Linked DNA regions of Homo sapiens: region 1 is linked to region 2. Evidence: read pairs that join two places in POLR2A ChIA-PET (ENCODE). Cell type or tissue: CD4-positive, alpha-beta T cell. All regions are shown on one strand. Links, peaks and the distances in the headings refer to the core of each region. The heading gives the core; the rest is flanking DNA.

What was found. ChIA-PET counts read pairs that join two places held together with the same protein. Peaks named below come from ENCODE experiments on the same cell type or tissue, not always from the same donor. Only the 100,000 strongest peaks of a DNase experiment are listed, where the experiment ranks them.
Region 1: POLR2A ChIA-PET joins it to region 2 with 17 read pairs; 17 of 35 experiments call an interaction of 5 or more read pairs at or near these places.

What each region holds. Positions count from the first base shown.
Region 1 is chr5:134,142,107-134,156,987 of GRCh38, forward strand. It overlaps TCF7 (transcription factor 7), which reads left to right. Exons shown (of 10, transcript NM_003202.5): 6 at 79-198; 7 at 615-777; 8 at 887-994; 9 at 1,486-1,534; 10 at 4,118-6,104. The coding sequence ends at 4,197. It overlaps SKP1 (S-phase kinase associated protein 1), which reads right to left. Exons shown (of 6, transcript NM_170679.3): 6 at 6,829-14,881. Among named protein-coding and RNA genes, the nearest start is that of SKP1, 27 kb to the right of the region's middle. RefSeq lists enhancers at 3,630-3,709, 3,820-3,869. In CD4-positive, alpha-beta T cell, for the core only: CTCF peaks have their summits at 3,921 (motif pointing left), 6,518 and 6,783; DNase peaks (open chromatin) are centred at 3,915, 4,705 and 6,365; H3K27ac peaks cover 1,244 bases.
Region 2 is chr5:134,046,200-134,061,080 of GRCh38, forward strand. It overlaps a transcript of VDAC1 not described here. Among named protein-coding and RNA genes, the nearest start is that of VDAC1, 49 kb to the left of the region's middle. RefSeq lists enhancers at 628-1,268, 1,269-1,908, 3,313-3,888, 5,615-6,190, 12,282-12,880 and 1 more. In CD4-positive, alpha-beta T cell, for the core only: no CTCF peak of the experiment used is centred there; a DNase peak (open chromatin) is centred at 7,752; H3K27ac peaks cover 803 bases.

The DNA of each region.
Region 1 (14,881 bases), core at 3,588-8,587, 94 kb after region 2:
TATGCAGGGGCCTCTGTGTGTGTCCAAAGGTCTGGCCCATAATTCTTGGCTCAGTGTTAACTTTCTTCCTGCCTCCAGGTTCACCCACCCATCCTTGATGCTAGGTTCTGGTGTACCTGGTCACCCAGCAGCCATCCCCCACCCGGCCATTGTGCCCCCCTCAGGGAAGCAGGAGCTGCAGCCCTTCGACCGCAACCTGTGAGTGAAAAGACAATGATGGCAGGGGGTGTGTCAGTCAGGATACACATGCCTCCCCACCAGGCCTGAGGACTGCCACGAGGTCCCTGCCTAAGCTGTTTCGTGCCTCTGGCTATGTTTTTGATCCTCAGAAGTAGGAGGGGGTGGGTGGGATGGGGAACAAGGATTTTTCTGAGCCAACAGAGGAGGGGCTCAGAAGTCCTTAACACATGCTTTTCCCACTTGTCTGTAGTGTTCCTATAAGGAACAGTTACTTAGCTGTCTGCTCACCCATTTGGGGGCAGCTAGGAAAGATTCCACTTAGAAAACTCTGGTATCATACACTTAGGCACACTCTAGGCCCACGCTAGAGGAGGAGGCTGCAATTAGGTGGGCACTCGGGGGGCTCCTGAACAATCTGGATTTGTGCCCCTCAGGAAGACACAAGCAGAGTCCAAGGCAGAGAAGGAGGCCAAGAAGCCAACCATCAAGAAGCCCCTCAATGCCTTCATGCTGTACATGAAGGAGATGAGAGCCAAGGTCATTGCAGAGTGCACACTTAAGGAGAGCGCTGCCATCAACCAGATCCTGGGCCGCAGGGTGAGACCATGGGCAGGTGGGCTGGCAGGGATGCTCCCCGACCATCTTCAGCCTGGTGCAGCCTGCTGACTCCCTGATGCACCCCACCTGCCCCTCTTCCCTGTTGCAGTGGCACGCGCTGTCGCGAGAAGAGCAGGCCAAGTACTATGAGCTGGCCCGCAAGGAGAGGCAGCTGCACATGCAGCTATACCCAGGCTGGTCAGCGCGGGACAACTACGTGAGTGCCTAGTGACACACAGCAGGGGTGGGCAGGGGACCCTTTGAGATACCATGCCCCAGGCCACAATCTCAGTAAGGAACGCAGAACTACTGTCCTGAAGGCACCGATGAGGAAGGGCACGGAGGGTCCAAGGCCTCCCATGGCTGCCTCAGAAGAGGACAAGCCCACATCCTATTCTCCACTCCAGAATATGCTCACACATGAGCTGTTACCCAACATTTGATTGGGCCACATGGGCAGAAGGGGAGAAAGGGGTCTGGAAGTCACCTCCTTCCATTCAAACTGGAGACCAGATTGGGGTGAGGGAAGAGCTTCTAAATGCACTCCATAGCAGCCTAGCAAGACCAGCAATCAAGAAACACCAGCACCCCAAGGTAGGAGGGGCCTGTACGCCCAGAATCCCAGGGTTACCCAAGCTAGGCAGCAGGCTGTGGGTATCCCAATGTCTGCCTCCCAGATCTGAGCATCCCTCCTTTTGTTCCCTGCAGGGGAAGAAGAAGAGGCGGTCGAGGGAAAAGCACCAAGAATCCACCACAGGTGAGACCTTCTCTCAGCAGCAGTGGAGGCTCCTCTCCATGTCCCCATTTCAAGAGCAGCCCTCCTCTGACCCAAAGGGAGGAACGCGGTACCCAGCTAGGAGCCTTCAGGGCCTGGGGCCTATGAAAACAAGGCCTGCATCTCACAAGTCAAATTCCCATGCAAGAAACAGCTATATTATACTAAGTCCCAGGGAAACCCAGCAGAACTGGCTTCTGCTGGGTAGAATTGGAGTAGATGGTGCGTTCCTCTGCCTTGCACCCACTACCTTTGCTAGCTCCACTCACCAGAGAAACCAGCAAAGAACTGACTGTATGGTTTGATGCTTAGCCCAAACAATGTCCTGGCTAGTTCTGCTGAGACTGGGAGAGGCTGAGCTAGGCCCCATGACTAGGCCCAGTAGACACACAGCCTACTGGCTGGAGCCTGGCAATTTATCACCCCCACTTCAACATTTTTCATGGCAGTGCAAAGTGCTCTATGTAGAGAAGCCCACACCCTGCTGCAGGCCTCCTTCCTAAGGGTGAATTCCTGCCTCTCTGGTAACTGAGACTCCACATCCCTGACCACCTCAGCCGTGCTGTCCCCACACAGGGAAGCTGGAGGCTAGGACTGGGACAGAGCAGGGCAGAGTTCCTAGCCCTTTTTCCAAGGCAAAGAATAGGCCCTTCCTTCCATCTGCAAGTGTGTAGAACAGCATAAGGTATAGCCTTCAGCCTTATCCCTTGAAGGAATGTAGGTCAAGAATGAAGAAAAACTGGATAAAATGGGTAGGGAGTTGGGGAGGAGGTGGGTGGCCCTAGGGCATAAAAGGCTGGATCTCCATGGTCTTCCTTGGGCCCCTCTGCAGCCTCCATGCTGCAAGGGCCCCACAAGCCACAGAGATGAGCCAGATTGACAGGACTCCCTCCCTCCCATTCTTCCCACTGCCTCTACTGCGTACCTGGGTGCCCACCTTTCCTGATATCTTGGCTCTGGGCTCTTGGGCTCCCACTGGGGCTGGCTGTGCCATGGAGAGGCCCACTCTGCCTATGGGGGCTGTAGGGTGTCTATAACTGGCTAACACTGATGTTACCTCTTCTTTCTGGGCCCTGCTCTGCCCCGCTGCCTGCTCGCCCTCTGCCCTGCTCTACCCCTCTGGCATGGCTGTGAGCAGACCCTGGCTCGCCTAAGAAATGCCGTGCTCGCTTTGGCCTCAACCAGCAGACGGATTGGTGTGGTCCGTGCAGGTGGGTTTGTCCCCACCATCGTTCTCCCTTTGCTTTAAGCTGCTTCCCTGACTCTGCACATGTTCCACTGGGCCTGCAGCCCACTCCTTTGGCCCCTCAGCCCACTAGCATACTCAGCAGATTGGGAGCCCAGGCCTCCTGAGAATAGTAGTAAATACTGAACACAGCGCGTGGAGAAGACCACTTGGGTCTAAGTGCAGGAGGATTGGAGAGAAAGACACAGAATGTTCCAGAAAGGAAGGACAGACTCAAGAAGGCAGCTCTGATGCCAGTGGGCCTAGCAGGTCCTCAGCAAACAGACAGCTCAGCCACCACTAAGGGGGCCTGGAGCCCATTCTACCAGGCCTCAAAGTCATTATGGCCCATGGGCTCCCTCACTTCCTCTTCAAGATGGGATCCCTGCCTGTACCATCCTGAGCCCTTAATCTGAAAAAGCAAGGTGACAACAACACAGAACCATCTGGTTGCCAGGTAGCCTTATGACTTGCTATCTTGTACCTACTGATACCAAAGGGCTGGAGAGGCTGGGGGAGAGGACCCAGGGGGTACCCTGGGCTGTCTGAGGGAAAGGGCTCATGTGTTTCACCATACAACAGAGAAATACTTGTGGGTGTGACAAGGTTTACCCAACAAGTGGTTAAAGTTTCCTCAGTCAGTTTCAGGCCAGGCCTGGCAGGGCTAAGATAGAGGGTACTCCAGGCAGTAAGGCCACTGGCTCTAAGGAACACTTGTCCAGCCTCTCAGTGTACCCACCACACTCCCTGTCCAAGGGCAAGGAGGAGTTTGGGGTGTGTCTGTGTATCCACATACATATGCACGGTGGGAAACAACCCTGTCTTCAGGGGAAGTTCTATTCCATTCATTCCATCAGAGACAAACTGGCCCAGAGAACTCAAGGATGGTAATGGACAAGAGTCACTGTCCATGTCTTCTTCCTCTAGCCCAGCTTGAGGACTGGGATGGCTGGGCAAGGAAGCCATAGGCATTGCGGCCCCTTGCCTTGGTGCAGATGTGAGTCCCACAAACACATCTGGAGAAGCTCAAAGGCCGGGACTGGGAGATGACTCCCTTGGAAGACAGGAGAGATGACTCCCTTGGAAGACAGATGACAGCCCATAGGCCTAGTGACAAAAGGCCCCTTTGCCACCTTGTGGCTGTTCTGGGAACTGCACCTGTCCTAGGTCTGGGCCAGACCAAGCAGAATGGCAGTCTGAGGACACTGACTTACCACCCAAGTCCCAGGAAGAGAGGACAAGGAATCAGCCAGGCCTGTGCAAAGGCAGCATTTTTTGGTTGTGGTGTATGACTATGAATTCACCCTCTGTTTACAGATAACTCTCTTCACTATTCCTAGGAGGAAAAAGAAATGCATTCGGTACTTACCCGGAGAAGGCCGCTGCCCCAGCCCCGTTCCTTCCGATGACAGTGCTCTAGGCTGCCCCGGGTCCCCAGCTCCCCAGGACTCACCCTCATACCATCTGCTGCCCCGCTTCCCCACAGAACTGCTTACTAGCCCTGCGGAGCCGGCACCTACATCCCCAGGTCTCTCCACTGCTCTCAGCCTCCCAACCCCAGGGCCCCCACAGGCCCCCCGCAGCACCCTGCAGAGCACACAGGTACAGCAACAGGAATCTCAGAGACAGGTGGCCTAGCAGGCACAGGACACCTGGCCGCCTCCAGGAGCCTACCCCCTGAAAGTGACAGAGACCCAGATCTCATGGAAACTGGCCAGGGGTCCTGTTAACGTCATCTCAGGGTCCAGACCCTGAAGATTTCAGAGGCTGCAGGACTTCTGCCTGAACCTGGGGTCATCGATTCAAACTGCTCCAAGTGGTGGGAATCAGATCTGTCTTGATGTGTCATCTAATTAAGGGAATCCCTTGTACCTATGGCTGCCTGCATCTATTCTTTGTACCATCTGTCTTGCCAGCCAGAAGCCTCTGCCTCCCTAGCTTTTCTGCTATAGGTCAGAGATGGGCTGAACTGAGCCTAGCTACCTTCTCTACCCATCTCCCCCATCCCCCACTGCCACACCCTCCCCATTCAGACACTTCATGGACCAAGAATGAGCTGGTTTGTCAAACAACATGTGAGCATGGTCACAAGCACAAAGCTCAAGATGACAGCTCTTCTAAGGAAATGGAGAAGCTCTGTTTATAAAAACAAAAACAAAACCAGCTGCTACTCATAAGTTGGACCAGAGGAAGCCCCTTACTATGATCTCAGGAGCTTGCAAGAAGCAGGAAGGGGAATGGAATAGGTTAAGTTTAGGCCTATCAACCTAAGCAACAGAAATAATCTGACACTACCTTATCAGGCAAATTGGGGAGGGGAGGGTGTATCTAGCTCTAGTTCAAATTATTTGGAAGTGTTCCCTGAGAAACCCACCAGCCTAAGAAGCTCTGGCCCCAGGCTTGTCACTAGCAGCTGCAGTCAACAGTTCAAAGAAGTCATGGCCCAAATCCAGTGTGCACCCCTCCCCATTCACAGAGCCTTTTTCACAATTCCATTTCCAGTTCATCTATGGCAGTCCAGCCAGCTCCTGGGCAGCTTGAGAGGGCAAACCCAAAACCTCATGACAGCCAGAGCCTGTCTTTCAGCATTCAGTCCGCCTGGCCGGCTCCAGTTTCCCCATGGGGCTGCGGGACAGAGGACCATTACAACTAGATCAAGGAGCCCAGAAAACCTCCAGTAGTGGACAACAGGTTTTCACCATAGCCTACGTTAACCCATTTTTGAGCCAAGCTTCAACCCTCAGCCTTGAAAAACAAGTCTTTAATTTAATTTTTGTTTTTTGCCTAAATCCAAAGAAAAAGGGCTGCCGGGCCAGGCGCGGTGGCTCACGCCTGTAATCCCAGCACTTTGGCAGGCCGAGGCAGGTGGATCACCTGACGTCAGTAGTTTGAGACCAGCCTGGCCAACATGGTGAAACCCTGTATCTACTAAAAATACAAAAATTAGCCGGACGTGGTGGTGCGCGCATGTAATCCCAGCTACTCGGGAGGCTGAGGCGGAAGAATCACTTGAACCCGGGAGGCGGAGGTTCCAGTGAGCCGAGATGGCGCTATTGCACTCCAGTCTGGGTAACAGGGAGACTGCATCTCAAAAAAAAAAAAAAAAAAAAAAAAGGGCTGTCCATGTATTCACACACCCCTCAAAAAAAGCCTTTAGTTCCTACTTTAGCCACTGGTTTCTCAGAATCCAAAGATCACATATTCTAGTGTAACACTGCAAGAAGTCTTGAGAAAAAGATTATTGTAGTGTTCAAAATATTTTTGTATTGTTAATGCATCATCATAGAAAAACTTTTAAACATGAGAATAAAGATACTTTTTACTGGGTTTGTTTTTCAAAGCCTGACCCTGAGGAATAAGCTGTTTCAGTAACAGAGCATGATATTCTTTCCTTTCCTTCTCCACAGTCAGGAAACTTGGAGTTTGTTTCCTATGGTACATATGTTCCCAAACCTCCAGCCTGTAGAAACCAGGGATTACACTTGTCATCTCCCCTAAAGGGGTGTGGGCCCTGCCTGCCTCACCTGAGAGCTATGCCTATACTCCCATTCCAAGCTTTGCTCTTAACCCCACAATGATGCAGGCCAGCCTGCTCCCCAGTGCTCATATAAGAATAAATGAGTTGCCAACTGCCGTCCATAAAGGCTGACAAGACAATTCAACCTGAAATAGGTACACATGACCACTAGGCTCCATTTTCCTCTGAGGGCAGAGAGAAAAGAAAACATTCCACAAGTGCATATCCTATTTCAAGGAAAACAAGAGCAAACGAGTCTTTTATAACCTATTAGCACCACAAAATCCTAAAGGAGGATTTTTTAATAGCACCCCTTCCTCCCAAAGACTGCATCTTTTTTTTTAATTATTATTATTATACTTTACGTTTTAGGGTACATGTGCACAATGCGCAGGTTAGTTACATATGTATACATGTGCCGTGCTGGTGCGCTGCACCCAAAGACTGCATCTGTTAAGACGCAAAGTATTTTTCATATTTTCACACAAGCCTTCAAGTTTGATAAATCTATTACCCACTTTTTAAAAAGTTACATACGCTGTTGGTGGACACGACAGCCACCATATCCACTTTATTTTTAGATTATTTGTATACATTTAGGGGGTACAAATGCAGCTGTGTTACATGAATATATTGTGTAGCGGTGAGGTCCGGGCTATTTTTAGATTATTTGTATACATTTAGGGGGTACAAGTGCAGCTGTGTTACATGAACATACTGGGTAGCGGTGAGGTCCGGGCTTTTAGTGTGCCTCTCACCCAAACAGTGTACTGTGCACGTAAGTAGTGTACATTGTACTCAACAGGTAGGATTTCATACCTCATCCCCCTTTCATCTCCCACCTTTTGAAGTCTCCAATGTCTATTATTCCATTCCGTATCCATATACCATGTGTACTCACTGTTTAGCTCCCTACAACCCACTTTTTACATGAGTTTCCACCAAGTACACTGCTGTCTTCCTGAGACCTATCATGAATGTAAAAGGTGTCATGAAGGCACCTCAATAGGTCAGTCAACAAGTAGATGATACATGTCAGGCAAGAAGTATTTCACATGGGACAGCCACTGGGCCACCATCATGCATTGTCATTGTCACTCCACTGAGTTCTATTTTTTGGATTTTGTGTTTAAAGTATAAAGTCATTTTCCAGAACAGCGTCTATTTAAAGTAGGCCACTGGAAGTTGTAACCCCAGACTTGCTTTTGCTTCTGAGAGAGTGCTAGAGGACACTAGCCATTCTCTGGACATCTGTCCCATTTTAAAGAATTCTGTTCTGGCTACTGGCCTAGTTGTTTAAAAAACCTACATTCTAACCAGGGCTTATGCAAGACCAGGTTGCTGCATCTGATTTGGTGTCTCACTTAGAGTACACAGGGTACCTGAACAATGCAGTCTTTGTGTATTGGCGGGGAAGTCTTTGGCAACTCTGTTTAAATCAGATCAGCTTTTTTTTTTTTTAATCTGACTTCATAAAGGAAACTCAGATCCTCCCAAATCACCCTGGTGCATTCCTGCGAGGCCAGAGGGTGACTTGAGATTGCAACCTCAAGTTCAACTGCTAATACCACACCAGTCCCCCTTCACTGCCAGCTGAGAACCAACCCTGTTTCCTGAGACATCATAAGACAAGATACCTTAGCCTCCCTTGAACATTTCCAGACAACTAGCAGACTGGCAACTTGGGTGAAAGACGTTCATCCCTCCCCTGGTACAGCTGCTCCCCATTTTGTTCTCTGTGGATATGGTGAGGGTTCAGCCCAGCAAGCAGACAAAGCCTATGTCTCCCAACGTGAAGGTGTCTACTTTAACAGAACCCCATGGATGGACTCTCTTCTGACATGTAATTATCTTTTGAATGGCTCCTGTGGTCTCCCATTCCTTCTGGCTGTGGACCCCTAACAGCTAGCTCAGAAGCACTGCACCCTAGCTTTGTTCAGTATACATAAGCCTGGCCAGGAAGGCCACAAGTAAAGGGAAGCGGAAGGGTTCTTTATATCCTGTTCCAGAGAGGAAGAAAGGGAATCAGTTCCTGCATCCGTTTCTCAGAAAACAGCACAGAACAGAAGGGGTAAGGGTAACAAGGCCATGTTAAACTACCTCTTAGGCCTATATGTCAAAGTAGAATTTAAGACCCAAATCTAGTTAATTGTATAAAAAGGCTAAGTTGGCTTTTCTTTGAGGTTCTTTGAGAGTCCTTAACTGCGACTCTCAGATCTCTTCAGAGCATTTTTTAAGCTCTTCAGGGCTTTAAGAGTTCACCAAGGGTTTCTGAAACAGCTGCCCACCCAAGCAGACCCTGGTTGTGTCAACTCCCCCAATCCCAACTTATTGTGATAACCTTGTTCCAAATCTCAAATCACCCTATGGGCATCTTTCAAATTCTGACTCCTGAGCTCTTCTCTAATAGTTTGGAGCTACTAACAAACCATTACTGGCAGTGAGCATCTGAAAATACTCAAAACGGCACCGAGTTTGAAAACAGGAAACATAGATGGTGGGGATGTTCACATACACAGTCCCTTAGAATAAAAGCCTAGCTCAGGTCAGGAAGGATTTTCAAGCTCTTAAAGATAGCATGGGATTAGGCATGTTAACTGGAAAGGGAAAACTTATGTCCTGGGGGTGGGAACTATACTATCACAAGCAGTCCTCACAAGTTAGGTCACTATTGGTAAGGGATGTTTCACTTCTGAAGACAAGATAGCAGCTGTGAATTATGCGGGAGATAGTCCAGGCCAATACTTCTTTCATATTCACCAGGGGCTCTGGACCAAGTCTTCCTTTTTCATTCAAGTGTTCTCATTCTTTTATCTGAAGCCTAGTTCTTTCAGGCATGTGCAATGTCAGGAAGCGGGGTGGGGCTTGGGGAGGGAAGAGGAAAAGCCAGGTTCCACTCACCAAAAATAAATAAATAAATAAATAAAAATTTTTACAAAGCCACTCTGGAAACCCTGCTTGAGTACTTGAGGATAGAGTACAGCTTCTCTATTTTCCCACCCCTTTCCGTAAGCTTCCTGGAACAGAAAAATCTGCAAAGCAACTGAAGAAGGCAGTTAGAGGTTGTGAAATGGTACATTCAGGAAAGAAAGGACAAATAAGAATTTTCACCAGATAGGTGGGAGGTATTCAAAGTGAGAGCACTTTAAGGAAATAAGCTGATCCTCAGTGTGCAATAAGAGGCTGCTATATAGCAGGTTGAAAATTTGAAGTTAAGAGATATCAGAAGGTCTGAATATACTTAAATACTTCCAGAAAATTTAAAGTTGACAGATATCAGAAGGTCGCAAGAACTACAGATGTGGAAGCAGACACTGTTATGAGCAACTACATTCCTCCCATAGAATGCTGCTCAATACTGGCACACAGACCAGAGGTAGCCAGCAGTACACAAGACTGCAAGGCAACAAGTACATTATCAATGAATTAGCCATCTATCACTCAAACTATGTCCCGCATTGGAAGTGTGTCAAGCAAGAGCACCTTCGACAACACTTTTCGGCCACCACTAATGATCATCTCCACTGATGCCTCAGCAGAAAGGATAACATTCAGCCAATCCTGCTTAGGTGTCCAAATGGCTCAATCTTGGGCCAAAGGACATGCTCTGAAATATTTCTTACACCATACTTCATCTTGATATGCACAGCCAGTTCTCTTACTCATTCTCTGTGACCACTGGAGGTAGTGATTTTTAACAACAGTAAACAAGAAAAAGTCATCAGGACTCTAACTGTAAAACCCCCAACATTCAAAAGACTGGTTTAGTTGAACAGCCAAAAAATAAATAAATAAAAATTAAAATTAAAAAAATTAGAATTTAGCTCACTCAAAAATTGCCCTGCCTAATGTGGGTCTGATGAATAAATGCTGATAAAATACTACTGAGTGTCAGCAAAGTACTGTGACTAATCCTGCCCTAATTTCTCTTTAGTCTATATTCTCAGGGAAATGTACCAACACCCAACCTTCTGCTGTTAGTTCCTGACTGTGCACTGCTTTTTCCTCACTTTGGCATCTGTCCACCCCCAAACAAATCCAACTTGATTCTTGAAACCAAATTAGTTTCACTTTACAAAACCTTTCGTAGCACCTTTCAGCTCTGTAGCCCCCCATTGGCTCATTAATCTGTTCTGTCCAGAAACTTTTTTTTTTTGAAACGGAGTCTCGCTCTGTCGCCAGGCTGGACTGCAGTCAGTGGCGTGATGTCGGCTCACTGCAACTTCCGCCTCCCGGGTTCAAGCGGTTCTCCTGCCTCAGCCTCCCGAGTTGCTGGGACTACAGGCATGTGCCACCACGCCCAGCTAATTTTTGTATTTTTAGTAGAGATGAGGTTTCACCATGTTGGCCAGGATGGTCTCGATCTCTTGACCTCGTGATCTGCACACCTCAGCCTCTGAAAATGTTGGGATTACAGGCGTGAGCCACCGTGCCCAGCCCAGGAACATTTTTATTAGAGTTATCCACTCCCTCCCAGCAGTATTTATGCCTTCTCTCCTGAACTACACCAAAAGCTCCCAGCTCCCTAGAGGGAAACCATGTCTAATGCTTCCTACCAAGGAGAAGCCAGGAGCTACACTTTAAGGATTCAGCCATTTTGTAAGCTTTCCCTTTGCTTGCAATCTTCTTATTCTTGACTTCTTCCTAGCTTAAAAAGTTATAGACTGGTTTCAAATCCAGATAATTGAAGATTAACTTTTCAAATCCTCAAACAACTTTGTAGGGAGAACATTTACTTGGTTGATTCCTTCCTACCAGAATGTACACTGAGCTTTAGAAAAGGAAAAATTGGTGGGTGCTGTGGCTCACATCTGTAATACCAGCACTTTGGGAGGTTGAGGCAGGAGGATCTTGAGCCCAGGAATTCGAAAACAGCCTGGGCAACATGAGGAGACCTCATCTCTATAAAAATCAATTTAAAAAAACAAAAACTAGCAAGGCATGGTAGCACACACATGTAGTCCTAGCTATTCAGGAGGCTGAGGCAGGAGGACTGTTGGAGCCCAAGAGTTCGAGGCTGCAATGAGCTGTGATCACATCACTGCACTCCAGCCTGGGGGGCAGAGGTGAGACCTTGTCTCTTAAAAGAAGAATCAAAAAGCTCTTCGGGCTACTCTGGGCACACTGCCTATGGGGTAGTCCTGCTCTGCAAGGAGCAGTTAAAAAAAATCTTCAAAAGCTAATGGTGGCAAGCAAAAGTTAAGCTTGTAAAGGGTGCTGAGAGCAAGAGGTCTGCTGCTCTCTCAATTTTCTCTTTTCTGGTGGAAAATCACCTTATATTCCCAAACTGCCTTATTGAGAGCCTAGGCAAATTAACTTAAACAAAATTTATGTTGGGATCAGAACACAGCCCATAGGATTGGTCAATTTTTACGTAAACTGAAAAATCAATGTGATTTGGAATATCTGCCTGCCCTAAGTGAGATGCCCACAGTGACTCACTGTTACTATCCTCCCTCCCCAGCTAGTTTTAAGATAAGCTCAGCATTACTATGATGTCATGTTACAAGGCTGCAGTTACCTGTCCAACCAAGTCACAATATAGTTCTTGCTTAATTCCAGGAGCTGGTGTATTCTGACAGTTGTAGAGTAAAAAGTCACAGCTATAATCCCACACAGGGAGCTACAGGATGATTTTGTGAATCTCTGAGAAAATATAAGAACTGTAAAGCAGTATCTATTTTGTATACCAAGAATAGATTAAGGCAAGCTAACACATGGCACTTCAAAAGAGTAACTTGCTTCTACAACTTAAGAATTATTAGGGCCGTGTGCGGTGGGTCACACGTGTAACCTCAGCACTTTCGGAGGCTAAGGCGGGCGGATCACAAGGTCAGGAGTTCAAGACCAGCCTGGCCAATATGGTAAAACTCCATCTCTAATAAAAACACAAAAAAATTAGCCAGGCATGGTGGCATGTGCCTGTAATCCCAGCTACTCGGGAGGCTGAGGCAGGAGAATCACTTGAACCCAGGAGGCGGAGGTTGCAGTGAGCTGAGATCGCACCACTGCATTCCAGTCTGGGCGACAGAGTGAGACTCTGTCTCAAAAAAAAAAAAAAAAAAAAAAAAATTATTAGAATTTGAGGGGGCACATCTTTAGCCTATGACAATGTTAAGGAGAAAATAATAAGCTAACATTCAGGAAGGTTTTGGTTTACTTTTAGATCACAAGTGACATAATCAATGAAAAGGTGAGAAGCCAAAGGACTGCCATGGAGTCCTTGAAAGGACTTCATCATTAAAAGCAGCACACTGCAGAAAGCAGCATGTTGTTTACAGAGGAAACCGACAAACATCCTTCAATCACCCAAATCTGCCAAATACCTTCTTCCTCTCATTCTCTTTCCTGGTGAAATAAAAGGCATTTCCTAATTAATCCCTAAGTTTACTTTATCAACAAGGGTTTTCTTTCCTTTACTACTATAACAGTAATTAGAGAAAGTCTTCATAATTCATCAGTAACCACTCTCCAAACCAAGGCTATTATCAGCTATTATCAAGCTCTCCCCTCTCATGCATTAAAACTACTCTTCTTGTTTTCATTATGCCCTGTACCTGCATTTCACAAGGACTTTTCACTTCTGTTACTTATACTGAAATTCATGGAGTAGTGCTGCTAAATACAAGTTAAATCCTGCTGTCAAGTGACTTCCAATGAAGTTCTGGAACTAATATAAAGCAGACTGCACTAGATCTATAAAACCGTAGTACCTATTTCCAACTTGCCCAAGGCCATGAAGACACTAAAACTCCAGCCTCAAGGTATGACTTAATGCCACAATATTAGTTTAGAAGAATAGTTGGGAAGTAAGAGAGTAGCCAGAAATGAGTGGAGTTTTGAAGACTGAGGTTTGGCTACTGTGATAATGAGAAAGGACCACTCACTCCAGGTGAAAGCCTAGAAAAGTTCTAGTAGATATATTAAAGGAATAGTGGGCATACAGCAGGGAACAGGAAAAAGAAAGGTAGGAAAATAATACTGCAACCAGACTGAAAAGGGCTTCTTAATACCATGTCTATGATTTATTTGGGTCCACAATGGTGAAAAATGGCTTATTTTCTCTTGGATCTCTATTAATGTAAAAGTTTAAGATTACTAGGATTTTTTGTTGTTTGTTTAGGGACTACAGAAAGTCAGGAAACAAAAATTTAAATTACTACTATATTGTCTGTCCATCCAATCTTTCTGAAAGATCTCATTATCCTTTAAATACGGATAGTGACGTTATTTACTCATATAATTCTAACTACTGCTGAGTATTATACAGATCAAGTGGTAATAACAAGCTCCAGTTTCTTAGAAGGTGATACTTCCTTTACAAGTTAAACATGGCATATGGCAGTAATCCTGGACCTTCAGTGAAGATTTGTTTGTCATAATACTGCTAAGGATACTTCTGGTTTGTTTTTGAGACAAGGTCTCGCTCTATTGCCTAGACTGGAGTGCAGTGGTGCAATGCCAGCTCACTGCAGCCTCGACCTCTCAGGCTCAAGCCATCTTCCCACCTCAGCCTCTCAAGTAGTTGGGATTATAGGCATGCACCATATGACTGCTAATTTTTTTTTTTTTTTTTGGAGAGACAGGGACTTTCTGTGTTGCCCAGGCTGGTCTTGAACTCCTGGGCTCAAACGATCCTCCTGTCTTGTCCTCCCAAAATGTTGAGATTACAGGCATAAGCCACCATGCCCAGCTGCTAAGGATACTTGAGGTGGATAAGGTTTTTGCAGAAGTTGATCTTATAATAGCAGGAATTGGTAGATGAGACAATTCAGCTAGGACTATACACCGCTACCTTCCCCACTAAAACCAGGACAAACAGAAAACAAGCTTATCTCCTGAGAGAGAGAGAGAGAGAGAGAGAGAATTTTAAATAACTCTTTACAACGTAAAAACCATTTTTAGCTCAAAGACTACAAAAACAGGCTATGGGCCTGATTTGACCCACACATTATAGTTTCCTATCTCTGGTACAGACAACAAATTGGAATTAAGTGAGACAACATATGGGACTTTATTAAATAAGGTGAATTTGGGACAAATGAAAGGTGAGATGAAGGCAAACTACTGTCAAGGGATGATCTGAGCCTGAACAACTCAGTGAATGTGAAGAGAAAACAAGATTACATGTGAATATAGATGTTAACTGGAAAAGCAAGGAGAAAAAAAGGGAGCACAAGGAAGAAAAAAAAATCAAAATTTGTGAGCCATCTCAAGCCATCAAAAAAACTTCATTCTATTGTAGGAGGGAAGCTGGAAACAATGGCAGAGTAATTTTGTGTTAAGAATTAAAGTACTAGCTCCAGTTAGGCATATAAATGACAATTAGAAGGGACAGAAGTTATGGTTATGTCAGCAGCCTCCAGTGAGCTAGGATATAAACTAAGTCTTTTCAAGCTGAACAAATATATACACATTCAACCCATTTAAGTGAAGAGACACATTTAAGTCCACAAAAGCAAACTTAACTACCTACTATATAACTTACTTTTTATTGAAAGTATCTTGCATTCATGATGGATGCTTTCTGGGTTTTACCACATATTTTAATGTTAAAAGTTAAATTATTCTTTACATGCAAGTAGTG
Region 2 (14,881 bases), core at 5,079-10,078:
TCTATTTTTTAGTAGAGACGGGGTTTCATCGTGTTAGCCAGGATTGTCTCGCTCTCCTGACCTCGTGATCCACCCACCTTGGCCTCCCATAGTGCTGGGATTACAAACATGAGCCACCATGCCCAGCCTTTTCATTTTAATTTTTTAAAAAAATAGAGACGGGGTCTCCTTATGTTGCCCAGGCTGGTCTTGAACTCCTGGGCTCGAGTGATCTGCCTGCCTCAGCCTCCCAAAGTGCTGGGTTTACAGGCATGAGCCACCATGCCTGGCCCTAAGATTCTTAATGTATTCACATCTGCAAACATCTGCAAAGTCCGTTTTGCCATATAAGGTAACAACATATTCACAGGTCTAGGCATTAGGATGTGGACATCTTGGGGCAGGTGGACAGTGTTCTGCCTACCACACCAGAAATGGAGGAAAATGCCCAAGGTTTAATGGGCTTGACCAAGGGCCAGAACTCAGGCGGTGGGTCCCCCAGTTCTGGGTTGTTTTGGGCAGCACCTCAGGGGAAAGGAAAAGGACTACCCCACAACACACATTTAAGCTTGTCTCCTAAAAAATGTTGTACACAGAGTGGTCAATAGCACCTGGTTTGAGCTTCATCTCCACTCTACACCTACCAGTGGGGTGACCTTGGCCATGTGGCTTAGTGCCTCCAGGCCTCGATCTTCTCATCTGTAAAGTGGAGACAATGATAAGGAGCCATTATGTGGCCTGTTTTGAGGATACAAGGAGCCTGTTTTGTGGCTGCACTGTTAGAGCTTTGGCAATGTTTTTGCCACCCTGCCCAGAGACACACCCTAATTCAGGTAGAAGTGGGAGAAGTGAGGGCAGGGAGAGGGAAGGAACTATACTCGGACTATCAGGGCTGGTAACTGAGATAATGCCCTTGACCTTTCTCCTGCCCCTCCCAAAGCAGTAGACCAGAGCCAGGGGGGTCACTTTCCTGGAAACTCCCCAGTGAATGAAGCCTTTGATACCTAAGTGGGTCATAGAAAGGGAACAAAGGGATGCTTTTTGCATGAAAAGCCGCCTGCTGGGGGAGGGCAGGAACCCTGGTTAATAAAAGGTTGGGTGTCAAGTGATTGCAGAGACTCAGGTAGGTGGTACATTGAGGGAAGGGGCACCCACAGAGAGGCCACAGAGAGGGGGCCACTTCAGAGGTGCTGCCCAGGCATCTCCACACAGGAGGTGGGGATGGTTCCCGAAGGACTGGAAAGGCTTCCAGAGCCCAAGCCGTGAGTGGGGCCTCAGAAAAGGACCATTCCTATGGGAGAGAGGACAAATGCTCTTGTGTCCAACTCCAGACCCCAGGGACTCCATTCATCCCGCACAGAAGGAAACTGGCAGCAGAGGCTGCAGGGCCTCCTGGGCCCCTCTTGGTGCTGCCTCCCCACTGCCATATGCTAAGCAGTATTTTATCAGCTCACAATGCTGCAGGCACCATCCATAAGCTGCAACCCATTGGGGTGTTTCTTGTTCTGTTTTTTCTGTTTTCCTTTTTGATTCAGTGTACCTGTTTGTGCAATGTAGAGATGGGCAAAACAAATCTGCACATGGCCCAGTGCTGTCACCACAGGGCAAGTGAGGCTGGCACAGTGAAGGGGATGTCGCGGGGCAGGTCCCAGAGGCACAGTTCACCACAGTGCCCTGCTTTTCACGACATCCACATGAACATGACGGCATGACATTGCATCATAAGAGGCTAGTCAACAAGCGCCATCATTTTTCTCTTTTTTTTTTTTTTGACAAGCTCCGCCTCCCGGGTTCTGCACCACTACACTCCAGCCTGGGCAACAGAGTGAACCTTGTCTGGGAAAAAAAAAGAAAAAAGCTAGTTCTGCAAGCTCCGCCTCCCGGGTTCACACCATTCTCCTGCCTCAGCCTCCCAAGTAGCTGGGACTACAGGTGCCCACCACCATGCCCTGCTAACTTTTTCTATTTTTTAGTAGAGACGGGGTTTCACCCTGTTAGCCAGGATGGTCTTGATCTCCTGACCTCGTGATCTGCCTGCCTCGGCCTCCCAAAGTGCTGGGATTACAGGCATGAGCCACCGCACCAGGCCTTTTTTTTTTCTCTCTTTTGAGACAGTCTCGCTCTGTCGCCCAGGCTGGAGGGCAGTGGTGCAATCTTGGCTCACTGCAGCCTCTGCCTCCCAGTTTCAAGTGATTCTCCTGCCTCAGCCTCCCGAGTACCTGGGACTACAGGTGTGCATTAGCACGCCTGGCTAACTTTTGTATTTTTAGTAGAGATAGGGTTTCGCCATGTTGCCCAGGCTGGTCTCGAACTCCTACTCCTGGGCTCAAGTAATCCACCCGCCTCAGCCTCCCAAAGTGCTGGGATTACAAGCATGAGCCACCGTGCTTGGCCTGACTTTTTAAATGTATAGAAACTTCATTACTACTCATAAGAGAAATACTTATTAAAGAAAACTGGGCCATAATGAAACACCACCCAATGCCCTCATTATTCAAAGACAATCCAGATCATATAGTATCTTGATCTATGTCCTCCTAGCTCTTATCCCCCGCTGGACATCTTTCCTCTAGTCCTTATCCCCCGCCGGGCATTTTTTTTTTAAACATATCTGTGCTCACACTGCATGCATACCTTCTGTGTTTTCATTTGGCATTAATTTATTTACTACTGCAGCTCCAGTATGTAGAGCAGTACTTGGCACAAATGGTACCTCAGTAAATATTTGCTGAGTGAATGAATGAATGAACCAACATGGATAATGTTTCTATGTTACACAAAAGTAATAATAATCATGATATGTGACAGGGCTTACTCTGTGCTAAGTAGTTTATATGCATTATCTCACATGATGCAGTAATCCTATGAGGTAGCCACTACTGTTATCCTCATTTTACAGATGTGTAAACTTAGGCTTAGAGAGAGATTAAGTCCCAAAGCACATGGGTAGCACTGGGTTTCTAACCCAGGTCTAGCTGATGTCAAGACTGTTTTCCTAATAGTATGTATCACTGACTCCCTGTGAATATTTTCAGAAACAGCATTTAAAATGATTTCATACTATCCTTTAATTTAATTTTTAACTTATTTAAATAAATAGAGATAAGGTCTGTCTATGTTGCCCAGGATGGTCTCCAACTCCTGGCCTCAAGCAATCGTCCTACCTCCGCTTCCTAAAGTGCTGGAATGACAGGTGTGAGCCACCATGCCCACCCCTTGCTATTCCTCAATCACTGCAAATTTAGATTACTTTCTGGTTTTATTTTTTATTGCCATAAATAATTCTGCAATAAACAACTTGATGCATAACCCAACTCCATATTTAAGGGTTACTCATTAGCAAAAATTCCCCAGAAAGTGAATTACTAGTTCAATTGGTACAAACATTTCTAAAGTTTATTTTTTTGTTTGTTTTGTTTTTTAATACAGAGTCTCACTCTGTTGCCCAGGAGGGAGCGTAGTGTGATCTCAGCTCACTGCAACCTCCATCTCTCAGGTTCACGCAATTCTCCTGTCTCAGCCTCCCAAGTAGCTGGGAATACAGGCGCCCACCACCACATCTGGATAATTTTTGTATTTTTAGTAGAGATGGGGGTTTAGCCATGTTGGCCAGGCTTGTCTCAAACTCCTGACTTCAAGTGATTGGCCCCACTTGGCCTCCCACGGTGCTGGGATTACAGGTGTGAGCCACCCTGTTCCTGGCCTAAAGCTTTTGAGGTGTGTTTTTCCACTCAACTTTGTTTAGTTTAGCTTTTACATATGGAAATTTAGATGTACTAAATCCACCACCGCCCAGGCGCGGTGGCTCACGCCTGTAACCCCAGCACTTTGGGAGGCTGAGGACGGCGGATCATGAGGTCAAGTGATTGAGACCATCCTGGCCAACATGGTGAAACTCCGTTTCTACTAAAAATACAAAAATTAGCCAGGCGTGATGGTAGGCGCCTGTAGTCCCAGCAACTCGGGAGGCTGAGGCAGGAGAATTGCTTGAACCTGGGAGGTGGAGGTTGCAGTGAGCCGAGATCACGCCATTGCACTCTAGCCTGGCAAAAGAGCAAGACTCCGTCTAAAAGAAAATAAATAAATAAATAAATAAATGTGCCACCTTCTCTTGTTCAATATTATTCACTGTTTCCTGATTTGAAGTACTTTACCCTTCTACAGAAGTTAATAATTCTATTTTCTAGTGGTTGTACAGTTTGCTTTTAAATTATTCAATGCGTTAGTTCTTCAGCACACCCTTTGGGGGATGCACTGAAGAGAAGCCCCATTTACACTTCCAAGCCCCCCCAGCAACTGTTTCCTCTGGGCAGGGGGAGAGATGAAAGAGAATGCAAAATACTGAGTGTGAAATAGGGAGGCCGATGTCTTCCTAAATTACAGGGGAATGATTGCCCGTTCTTCTCCACATTAATGACTTTCTCTCAAAGTCTTCCACTTCTTCTTAGAAGCTTCCACAATGTACTGGTTGACTTGAAGTTAAGGCAGAATTCTCCTAATGGGAATTAGCCTAAGAAACTTCTTGAAAAACTCAAAGGATGCAAAAATTCTCAAAGTGGAATATTAAAAACATGTCAAATTGGAGATGAGGGTGTCACTGGGCATATCTGTGTTTGCTGAGTTGGCTTTGGGCGAGTGTGGTGGCAGAGTCAAGGTGGGGATGGAAGCAGGGGCTCAGGTGGATAAAAACAATCCACCCCTTCCCAGCAAAAAAGCCATCAGGAGTTTCTGGGGATAAGGAAGGGCCTTGCAAGTGAAGAGGCCTCTGGCGGTTCTTGAGGGCATGTGTGAACTCCTGGCTGAGGGGAGAGTTGGCAGTGTATTAGGCCTTATACAGTTGTATGTGTTGTGCCCTGCACAAGGGCACCTGGCCCGGGGAACCAGTGAGGCTGAAATCCACCCCATGCCCTCCAGCTAGAGGAGGACAGAGCACCTTCTTCCAGTTTCCTTGAAGGCACCCTGTGGGCCAACAGCTGTCTGGACTGTACAGACAGTGAGATGGAGAAGGAGCACTGCCCAGGAGCCAGGGGGGCCAGGCCCTAACTCCAACTCTCCCACAGCCCTCCAGATTGCAATGGTCCCAACCCAGCTCTGATGCTGAGCCCGCTCTCAGAGTCCACAGCAGCTCTGGCAGCACCCACAGTGGGCTAGGCCTGGGCTACAGTGAAGAAGGCGCCTTGGGATGCTTCTGCAGGTTAGGGCAACCAGACTAACCAACGTTCTTCAAACAAAAGACTGCTACAGAGTCACTTGCATTTTGGTTTGGGGCCAGAGCTTCTTCCACTGCCTTTTCCTTTCAGGCAGTGCCCTTCTGTGAGCTTGATCATTTGTGAGAACCTTGTTGAGTGAGTCAGCCAGTCCCCTTGCTCAATACCTGGATGTGACACCATCTGTTCCATATCTCTCTTCTTACAGATATTAAATGATGTTAATCATCAATACCAATCAACAGGGTTAAGGACACACTACCCCTAGTGCCTGGGCAGTTTGTTTTTTTTTTTTTTGGCTTTGTTTTTGTTTTTGTTTTTTTGTTTTTTTGAGATGGAGTCTTGCTCTGTTGCTTCAGCTGGAGTGCAATAGCACGATCTCGGCTCACTGCAACCTCCACCTCCCAGGTTCAAGTGATTCTCCCACCTCAGCCTCCCGAGTATCTGGGATTACAGGCACCTGTCATCATGCCCAGCTAATTTTTGTATCTTTGTAGAGACGGGGTTTCACCATGTTGGCCAGGCTGGTCTTGAACTCCTGAGCTCAGGTGATCCGCCCACCTCAGCCTCCCAAAGTGCTGGGATTACAGGGGTGAGCCACTGCATAAGGCCGAATATTTTAAGCTGAAGGAATCTGAGCAACAGCGGGTACAAGCAAGAAGGACTCTCTGACCTTCCCCTGAAGCAGGTCATAACCCCTCATTTGAAAGGCGCCCTCCCTCCACCAGCGGGAAAGGAAGATGCATCTTCTTACCTCTGAAGACAAAGAGAAATCTGAAGGGTCAAGCTTTCCTGGTTTTGCCCAGTTTGCTACTCTGATTGACCTCATTCTCTTTTGTCCTGTCACCTTTTCCCACAACTCTCCACTCTTCATTAAACCTGGTACAAAACGCAGGTTTAACTGTCTTCAGGTCTTCATTTCTCTATGAAGCCTCTTGTGTTATGTAAAACTTTTTTTTTTGAGACAAGGTCTCACTCTGTCACCCAGGCTGGAATGCAGTAGCTTGATCTTGGCTCACTGCAGCCTCGACCTTGCAGGTTCAAGCAATCCTCCCATGCTACCACGCCTGGCTAATTTTTGTATTTTTTTGTAGAGGCAAAGGTCTCTCCATGTTGTCCAGGCTGGTCTCGAACTCCTGGGCTCAAGTGATCCTCCCAAAGTGCTGGGATCACAGGCATGAGTCACCGTGCTCAACCAAAACTTATATTAAATAAGTTTGCATGCTTTTCTCTTGTTAAGCTGTCTTTTGTTATGGGTCCCTGCTGAGAACCTAGAAGGTTAAAAGGAAAGATGCTTCTCCCTCCCCTATTCAGTCCACTTCCTGAGCACTGCCATGGGCCAGGCGCTGTGCTAGGTGCTCTACACACATGCTCATTTAGCCCCGACACCATGCTGTGGGGAGCTACTGTTGCTCCCCCAACTTTGCAAAGTTAAGAAGCAGAAGCCCTGGCCGGGTGCGGTGGCTCATGCCTGTAATCCCAGCACTTTGGGAGGCCGAGGTGGGCCATCACCTGAGGTCAGGAGTTCTAGACCAGCCTGACCAATATGGTGAAACCCTGTCTCTACTAAAAATACAAAATCAGCTGGGCGTGGTGGTGCACGCCTGTAATCCCAGCTACCCGGGAGGCTGAGGCAGGAGAATCCCTTGAACCCAGGAGGTGGAGGTTGCGGTGAGCTGAGATAGCGCCATTGCACTCCAGCCTGGGCAACAAGAGTGAAACTCCGTCTCAAAAAAAAAGAAGAAAGAAATAAAAGAAACAGAAGCCCCAAATACCACAGTGCATAACTGAGCAGGGTTTGAATTCAGATCAGACTGACTCCAAATCCAGGCCCTGCTAACACCACTTTCTTTTTAAATGAGGAAAATGAAGCATGGAGTGGCCATGCCACTCGCCTGGTCACCCAGCAAGTCAGCAAAAAGATGGCTTTCAGTTCCTTCTGAAAAGCCCTCCATTCTACAAACAACCCCCTTCCAACCCGCACCCACCATGCCTGGGGATACTCTGCATTTTGTCAGTTTGCTGTGGGTCAATGGACCCATTGCCCAACCCTCCATCATTGTCTAGGGCTCCTGTGAGCCGTGCCAGGGGCAGGCGCCAGGAAGGAGGATCCTGCAGGAGGAAGCACTGAGCGCAGCCTGCATGGAGTCAGACCCGGAGGACCTCACCCCAGGGCAGCTGCTCTGGGAGGAAGCCTGGGGGGAAACAGAACAGGTTATGGACACCCCATCCTGTCCCCCTCAGCCCCATTCCGGGCCATTCCACATTGCATGGGTGGGACTTTCTCTCCAGCCTCCACTTTGCTGGGCAACTTAGTTAGCATCTCTGTGCTACCCAGTCAGGGCAGCCCACCCATACGGCAGTCAACCAGCGCCTGCCTTCACCTAGGGAAGATGCCTTTTTCCCTAAACCACAAGTCAACAAGTCAGAAACAGGGCTTCTTTCCATTCTCTATCTTTATGGTGGATTCCTCCCAGAGCTGGCATTTACTCCTACTCATTAAAAATGCAAAGAACCAAGTACAGCAACAGAGAAGTCTTACGTTATGACTTCCTGTGGGTTACAGGCCAGAGGAGGGAACAATCAGCTCCTTTGTTGTGCAAGCTGCTGTTTGTCACTGACAATGGCATTCTTAAGGAATTATGATATTAAGGATTTAATAACCATTTGGTATAAGCAGTAAAACATTTCAATTATGGCGTTTCTGGAAAGTACTGTCCTCATCTGTTGCAGGAATTTACAAGGTGTCTTTTAATTAAGTCGGTTCTAAATGAGACACCTTCTCAGTGTGGTAATTTTTTGAATGAAACTGCCCTGAAGTACTAATTAGTTTGTTTTTAATGCTTGATTTACTCTGCCAGCATGGTGGCTAGGGCGGGGCTGCCCTGCTGGAACTGGATGAATCTCCAGCAGGCAGGAACAAGGTGCAGCGGCTCAGGGCTCTCCTGGCTGGAGAAATGGAGGTAGTTCATTTCACCCTGGCAAGCTTCTAGACTCTCCCTGTTGAGAACTGACCATAGTCTGTCTTTCTTTTCTTTTCTCTTTTATTTTCCTTTCTTTCTTCCTTCCTTCCTTTTTTTTTTTTTTTTTCTTTTGATGGAGTCTCGCTCTGTTGCCCAGGCTGGAGTGCAGTGGTGCCATCTTATGTCACTGCAACCTCTGCCTCCCAGGTTCAAGCAATTCTCCCCCTCAGCCTCCGGAGTAGCTGTAATTACAGGCGCCCATCGTCATGCCTAGCTAATTTTTTTGTATTTTTGTACAGACAGGATTTCACCATGTTGGCCAAGCTGGTCTTGAACTCCTGACCTCAGGTGATCCGCCCACCTTGGCCTCCCAATGTGCTGAGATTACAGGTGTGAGCCACCTCGCCCAACTGGACCACAGTCTTTCAGCCAAACTGGGAAGTGCCTCAGTTACTGGCCCTCCTCCTGATTAACCTGACGAACCACTTACCACAGGAAGCGGCGACTGAGCTGCCTGGGAATGTGGTTACTGCCCCATTGCTAGAGGTGGCGAGCAGAGGGCATTTGGGCATCAGGTAGGCAAGTGGGCTAGGTGACCTCAGAGGTCCGTCCCCACCCAGTGTAACTCTGGTCGTTCCTTTATTGTTCAGTCATATGTCGATCACCAGACATTGATTGAGTCCCCTCTCTGTGCACATAAACGGAAAGCAAAGAAGGCAGGATGGCTGCCCTGGTGGTGCCCACAGCTCAGCTGCATGGGGTGGGGATGCTGGATAGACAGAGTGGGAAGCAGCCACAAAGGAGACAGGCTGGCAGCTCTGGGAGATGGGGCAGGTGGCCCCCAGGAAGCCACAGGGGTGGGGTGTAGGGTGGATATGGGATGTCTGTTTCTTAGGAATGGCAGTTGGACCCCGCTGTGGTGGCTATGGGGTGATTTGATCTGAGGAAGGGGGGCATGGGAAGAGTTTTCAGCCTTGGAGGAGATTTCCCCGTGTCTCAGGCGTGCACAAATACATGTACATGCATTCTGGTCCTCGTGACATGTGAGGACAAGTGCTTATTTTGTTTGTTTGTTTGTTTGTTTGTTTTGAGATGGAGTCTCGCTCTGTCACCCAGGCTGGAGTGCAGTGGCGCGATCTCGGCTCACTGCAAGCTCCGCCACCCGGGTTCTTGTCATTCTCCTGCCTCAGTCTCCCAAGTAGCTGGGACCATAGGCGCCCGCCACCACGCCCCGCTAATGTTTTTTTTTTTTTTTTTTTTTTTTTTTTTTTAGTAGAGACAGGGTTTCACCGTGGTCTTGATCTCCTGACCTCAGGTGATCCGCCCGCCATGGCTTCCCAAAGTGCTGGGATTACAGGCGTGAGCCACCGCGCCCGGCTGCTTATTTTGTTTTTAATTGTCTTTTTTTCTTTAAAAGTAAATACATGCCTGTAAACTATATAGATTAAAAAGTGAAAGTCTCCCATTATCTCAATTGTTATCAGCCCCTTCCAGAGACAAGCACCATTAACATCCTTCCAGACCTTTCCTATGGGCGTGCAAGCACACATGCATTCACACACAGAGAGAACTTGCTTACCTAAATAGATCATATTAAATCCAGAGATTGGCCAGGCGCGGTGGCTCACGCCTGTAATCCCAGCACTTTGGGAGGCTGAGGCAGGTGAATCACCTGAGGTCAAGAGTTTGAGACCAGCCTGGCCAATATGGTGAAACCCCATCTCTACTAAAAAGATACAAAAAGTAGCTGGACGTGGTGGCATGCACCTGTAATCCCAGCTACTCGGGAGGCTGAGGCAGGTGAATTGCTTGAACCGGGGAGGCAGAGGTTGCAGTGAGCCGATATAGCACCATTGCACTCCAGCCTAGGCGACAACAGTGAAACTCCGTCTCAAAAAAAAAAAAAAAAAAAAAAAGATCTAGGGGTCTGTGATTTATTTTTACCTTACAAGATATGATTTTTGCATAAATCAGTACATAAAGATGTGCAGCTATGTGTAGCCTAGTGTGTACATCACTGTATTGATGAACATTAAGGCTGTTGCCTTTTTTACTTTTTTACAATTGCCAACAAAGCTGCACTGAATTTTTTTTTTTTTTTTTTTTTTTGAGACAGGGTTTATCTCTGTTGCCCAGGTTGGAGTACAGTGGTGCGATCATGGCTCACTGCAGCCTTCACCTCCTGGGCTCAAGTGATCCTCTAGCCTCGGCCTCCCGAAGTGCTGGGATTACAGGCATGAGCCACTGCACCAGCCCCAGTGAACATTCTTGAACATAACTTTTTGTGTTTTGTGTTATTCTTGGGATTGCAAAATGTTTTTGTATTATTGTGTAAGTTTTTCTTTTTCTTTTTTGAGACGGAGTTTCGCTCTTTTTGCCCAGGCTGGAGTGCAATGGCACGATCTTGGCTCACCGCAACCTCCGCCTCCCAGGTTCAAGCAATTCTCCTGCCTTAGCCTCCCGAGTAGCTGAGATTACAGGCATGCACCACCACGCCCGGCTAATTTTGTATTTTTAGTAGAGATGGGTTTCTCCATGTTGAGGCTGGTCTCGAACTCCTGAACTCAGGTGATCCGCTCCCCCCTCTCCACCAGCCTCCCAAAGTTCTGGGATTACAGGCGTGAGCCACCACGCCCGGCCCAAGATTTTCTATATGAAGTGTTCTCAGAAGTTTACTGCTGAGTCTAAAGTATATGTGTCTTTTGGCTGGGCACAGTGGCTCACACCTATAATTCCAGCACTTTAGGAGGCCGACGCAGGTGGATCACCTGACATCAGGAGTTCGAGACCAGCCTGACCAACATGGTAAAACCCTGTCTCTACTAAAAATATAAAATTAGCCAAGTGAAGGCTGGGCACGGTGGCTCATGCCTGTAATCCCAGCACTCTGAGAGGCCAAGATGGGCATACCACTTGAGGTCAGGAGTTGGAGACCAGCCTGGCCAATATGGTGAAACCCCATCTCTACTAAAAATACAAAAATTAGCTGGCTGTGGTGGCACACGCCTCTAATCTCAGCTACTTGGGAGGCTGAGCCCGGAGAATTGCTAGAACCTGGGAGGCGGAGGTTGCAGTGAGCCAAGATCACACCACTGCACTCCAGCCTGGGCGACAGAGTGAGGCTCCGTCTCAAAAAAAAAAAATTTATATCTATATCTATATCTATATCTATATCTATATCTATATCTATATAAGCCAAGTGTGGTGGCTCATGCCTGTAATCTCAGCTACTTGGGAGGCTGAGGCACAACAATTGCTTGAACCTGGGAGGCGGAGGTTACAGTGAGCAGAGATTGCACTATTGCACTCCAGCCTGGGAAACAAGAGCGAAACTCCATCTGAAAAAAAAAAAAAAGGATATGTGTCTTTTGAATTTTAACAGGTACTGCCAAATGGCCCTTCAGAACAGTCTTGACCCCCTTGCCCCTGCCACATTGCAGTACCCATTTCCCTACATTCGCTTCAACACTGGATATTTTTAGTCCTTTAAATTTTTTGCCAGTCTGATGGGCAGACAAAAATAAAAGGTACTTCTCACTGTTTTTTGTTTTGTTTTGTTTTGTTTTAGACCAAGTTCTTGCTCTGTCACCCAGGCTGGAGTGCAGTGGCATGATCTTGGCTCAATGCAATCTCCACCTCCTGGGCTCAAGCAATCCTCCCACCTCAGCCTCCCAAGTAGCTGGAATTACAGGCACCCGCCACATGCCCAGCTAATTTTTGTATTTTTAGTAGAGATGGGGCTTCACCATGTTGACCAGGCTGGTCCAGACCTTAAATAATCTGCCTGCTTCAGCCACCCAAAGTGTTGAGATTACAAGTGTGAGCCACCACGCCCAGTTGCTTCTCACTATTTTGACTTCTGTCCTTGTTTTGTAAGCTGATGATGATAAAAAGGCTGAGTGAGTGGCCAGCGGACCCAGGTCAGCAGCCGGGCTGTCCCTGGCCAGCCAGGGACTCTGACTTTTGTTTTTTGTTTTTTTTTTGAGACGGAGTCTCACTCTGTCGCCCAGGCTGGAGTGAAGTGGTGCAATCTCGGCTCACTGGAAGCTCCGCCTCCTGAGTTCACGCCATTCTTCTGCCTCAGCCTCCCAAGTAGCTGGGACTACAGGCACCCGCCACCACACCCGGCTAATTTTTTTTGTATTTTTAGTAGAGAAGGGGTTTCACCGTGTTAACCAGGACGGTCTCAATCTCCTGACCTCATGATCCACCTGCCTTGGCCTCCCAAAGTGCTGGGATTACAGACGTGAGCCACCGCACCCGGCCCAAGGACTCTGACTCTTAAGGCCACCTGAGAGACCTTAGGCAGACCATGCATTGCACCAGCCTTGATCATGCAAACTGCATTCTAATCAGGGCCAGATAGGGAACAGAGCAAAGATGGAGCCTATCATTCCCAGGGACTGAGGGGACCTGAGCAAGCAGGGCCTTCCTGAGGCAGAGGGTGTCTGAACCTGACACAGCAACGTGACCGGCACTCCAAGGCCTCTCCACAAGCCTCTCTGCAGGGAACTGCAGCCCCAGCAGACAGTCCCTGGCCCCACCTTGCCCTCTCCCCAGGAGCTGAGCCCAACTCCACCCAGCCATCAAGGGTGGGCTTTACAATAACCGCCTCCTCATGCCCGCGTGCCAATGCAGAGGCTATGCACCCTGCATGCCAGCAGAACAGGCAAGCCAGAGTGATTCAGCACTGCCTAGATTGTGGCTTGCCAACCCATGGTCGGCAACAGGCCATGAGTCACAAATTACAGGCCTTCTGTCCTAGCAGGCTTTGCCAGCCTATGGGGTGGCAACGCTGGCAAGGAGCTCCAGAGCTCCAGGCTGAGGGCTGTAAGGAAAGAAAGGCCCAGACAGGAGCAGCAGACTGGGCACTCTTACAGCTTCCCTCCCCACCAGCCAACGTGAGGCTCCCAGGCTCCCAGGACACAGAGCCAAGGTACAGTTTCAGTGATGTGATCCCAGGAGAGAGGCTTGGACATGCTCTGACCCAGGGCTTCCTTGGCTCTAGACCAAGAGGAAGCGGCTGGCATCAGAGCCTAGCACACTTTCATTCTGCATCTTTCAAGTGAAACTATGGGAGAGCCTCCCACGTGCTGTAGGCAGTGGCCCCAGGGAAGTGGTCCTCTGCCCTCTAAGACATCCCCACACCCAGGGAGGGCCTGGAGCAGCCTTGTTCATAGGGCCAGGAAGCTAGAAGCCCGTCGCGCTGTTTCATGAGCTCCTACCAAACAGGAGCTGACCCCACAGGCCTCTGAGCATCAGCACACCCCCGAGCCATTTGGGCATCCTTGTCCATGACAACAGGGTTTCCAGAATTTTCAAGAGAACTGGGTCATTATTTTGTGCTAGTATAATGAAGCCAACCACACCCTATACCCCCCACCTCAATCCTGCCCCCAACAAAATTCCTTTCAGTTCAAGAACTGATTCTCAGCAACAGCAAACTTAAATGCTACCCAAATTTGATGTCTTGTTTGGGTTTCTTTGTTATACATGTTTGATTGTGTGGCTGAAGGTGACGCAGAGAGGCACAAACAGCAAGGAATGAGAGCCAAAGCCAGGCTTGGGCAGAGGCCCAGGGAGACTGTGTGTCTCCTTCAGGAGCAATCACACCCACCCCCAGGACTCTGAGCATCTCTAAAATCCACAGGCCTTCTGCACCCTGCACGCCCTCCAGGGCTGTTCCACAGAGATCCTCTCCCACACCCCAGGGCCCCTGCTAGTGATGCTGGCCTCATCAAGTACATGGAACAAGCCAGATACAGACTCTAATGAGCACATGTTGGGCACAGTAAAGCCAAGAGTCAGAAACTGATCCTGATTTCAGCAGCTGGAAACTTTGTGCCATTTCTTAGGAACTAATAATAATAATACTGGTCACCACTGAGTGCAACTGTGCTCCAGCTACCACGTTGATGCGCTGCACGCACCTCATCCCAGCCAGGGATCGACCACCCGTCCAATGCAGGTGTCTGCATCCCCAGCACCTGGCACAGTGCCTGGCACCAGGAAGGTGCTCAGGAAATATGAATGAATGAATAGTAAGGTCAGTACACATTAGGAAACCAAAAAGCTTCCTAGTCATTTCCAAACATTTCTTTTCCAATAATCGTGTTTCTTATTAGAGATATATGATACACTTGTGAATAGACATATTTTGCCTTTTTTAAAATTTGGAAGCATTTCAAACACATTGAAAAGTACAGAAAATAATATGATAGCTCAAACCCTATTTTAAAATATCAAAGAATTTATAACTGCAACATTCAGAATAGAGCTTGCTTGTAGGCTGGAAGACAAAGGATGGGGAAGGAGGATACAATAGTAAAATGGTCTTGGTAAAATTCTAGTTTTTAAGTTAGTTGTAAGGGTCATGAGGCTTATTTTGAAATTATACCTATAAATCATATATATGTTGCACATATCATTCTATATGTATTATGTATATTACATGGAAACATTCAACAAATGAAAACGATATAGTAGACATACTTGTGCTTTATTTGTTGCAGATCTCCTCCTCTTCTTCTTCTTTTTTTTTTTTTTTGAGACAGGGTCTCACCCTGTCACCCAGGCTGGAGTGCAATGGTGCGATCAGCTCACTGCAACCTCCAGCCAGGTTCCAGCAATTCTCCCACCTCAGCTTCCCGAGTAGCTGGGATTGCAGGCACACACCACCACACCTGACTCATTTTTTGTATTTTTAGTAGAGACAGGGTTTCACCATATTGG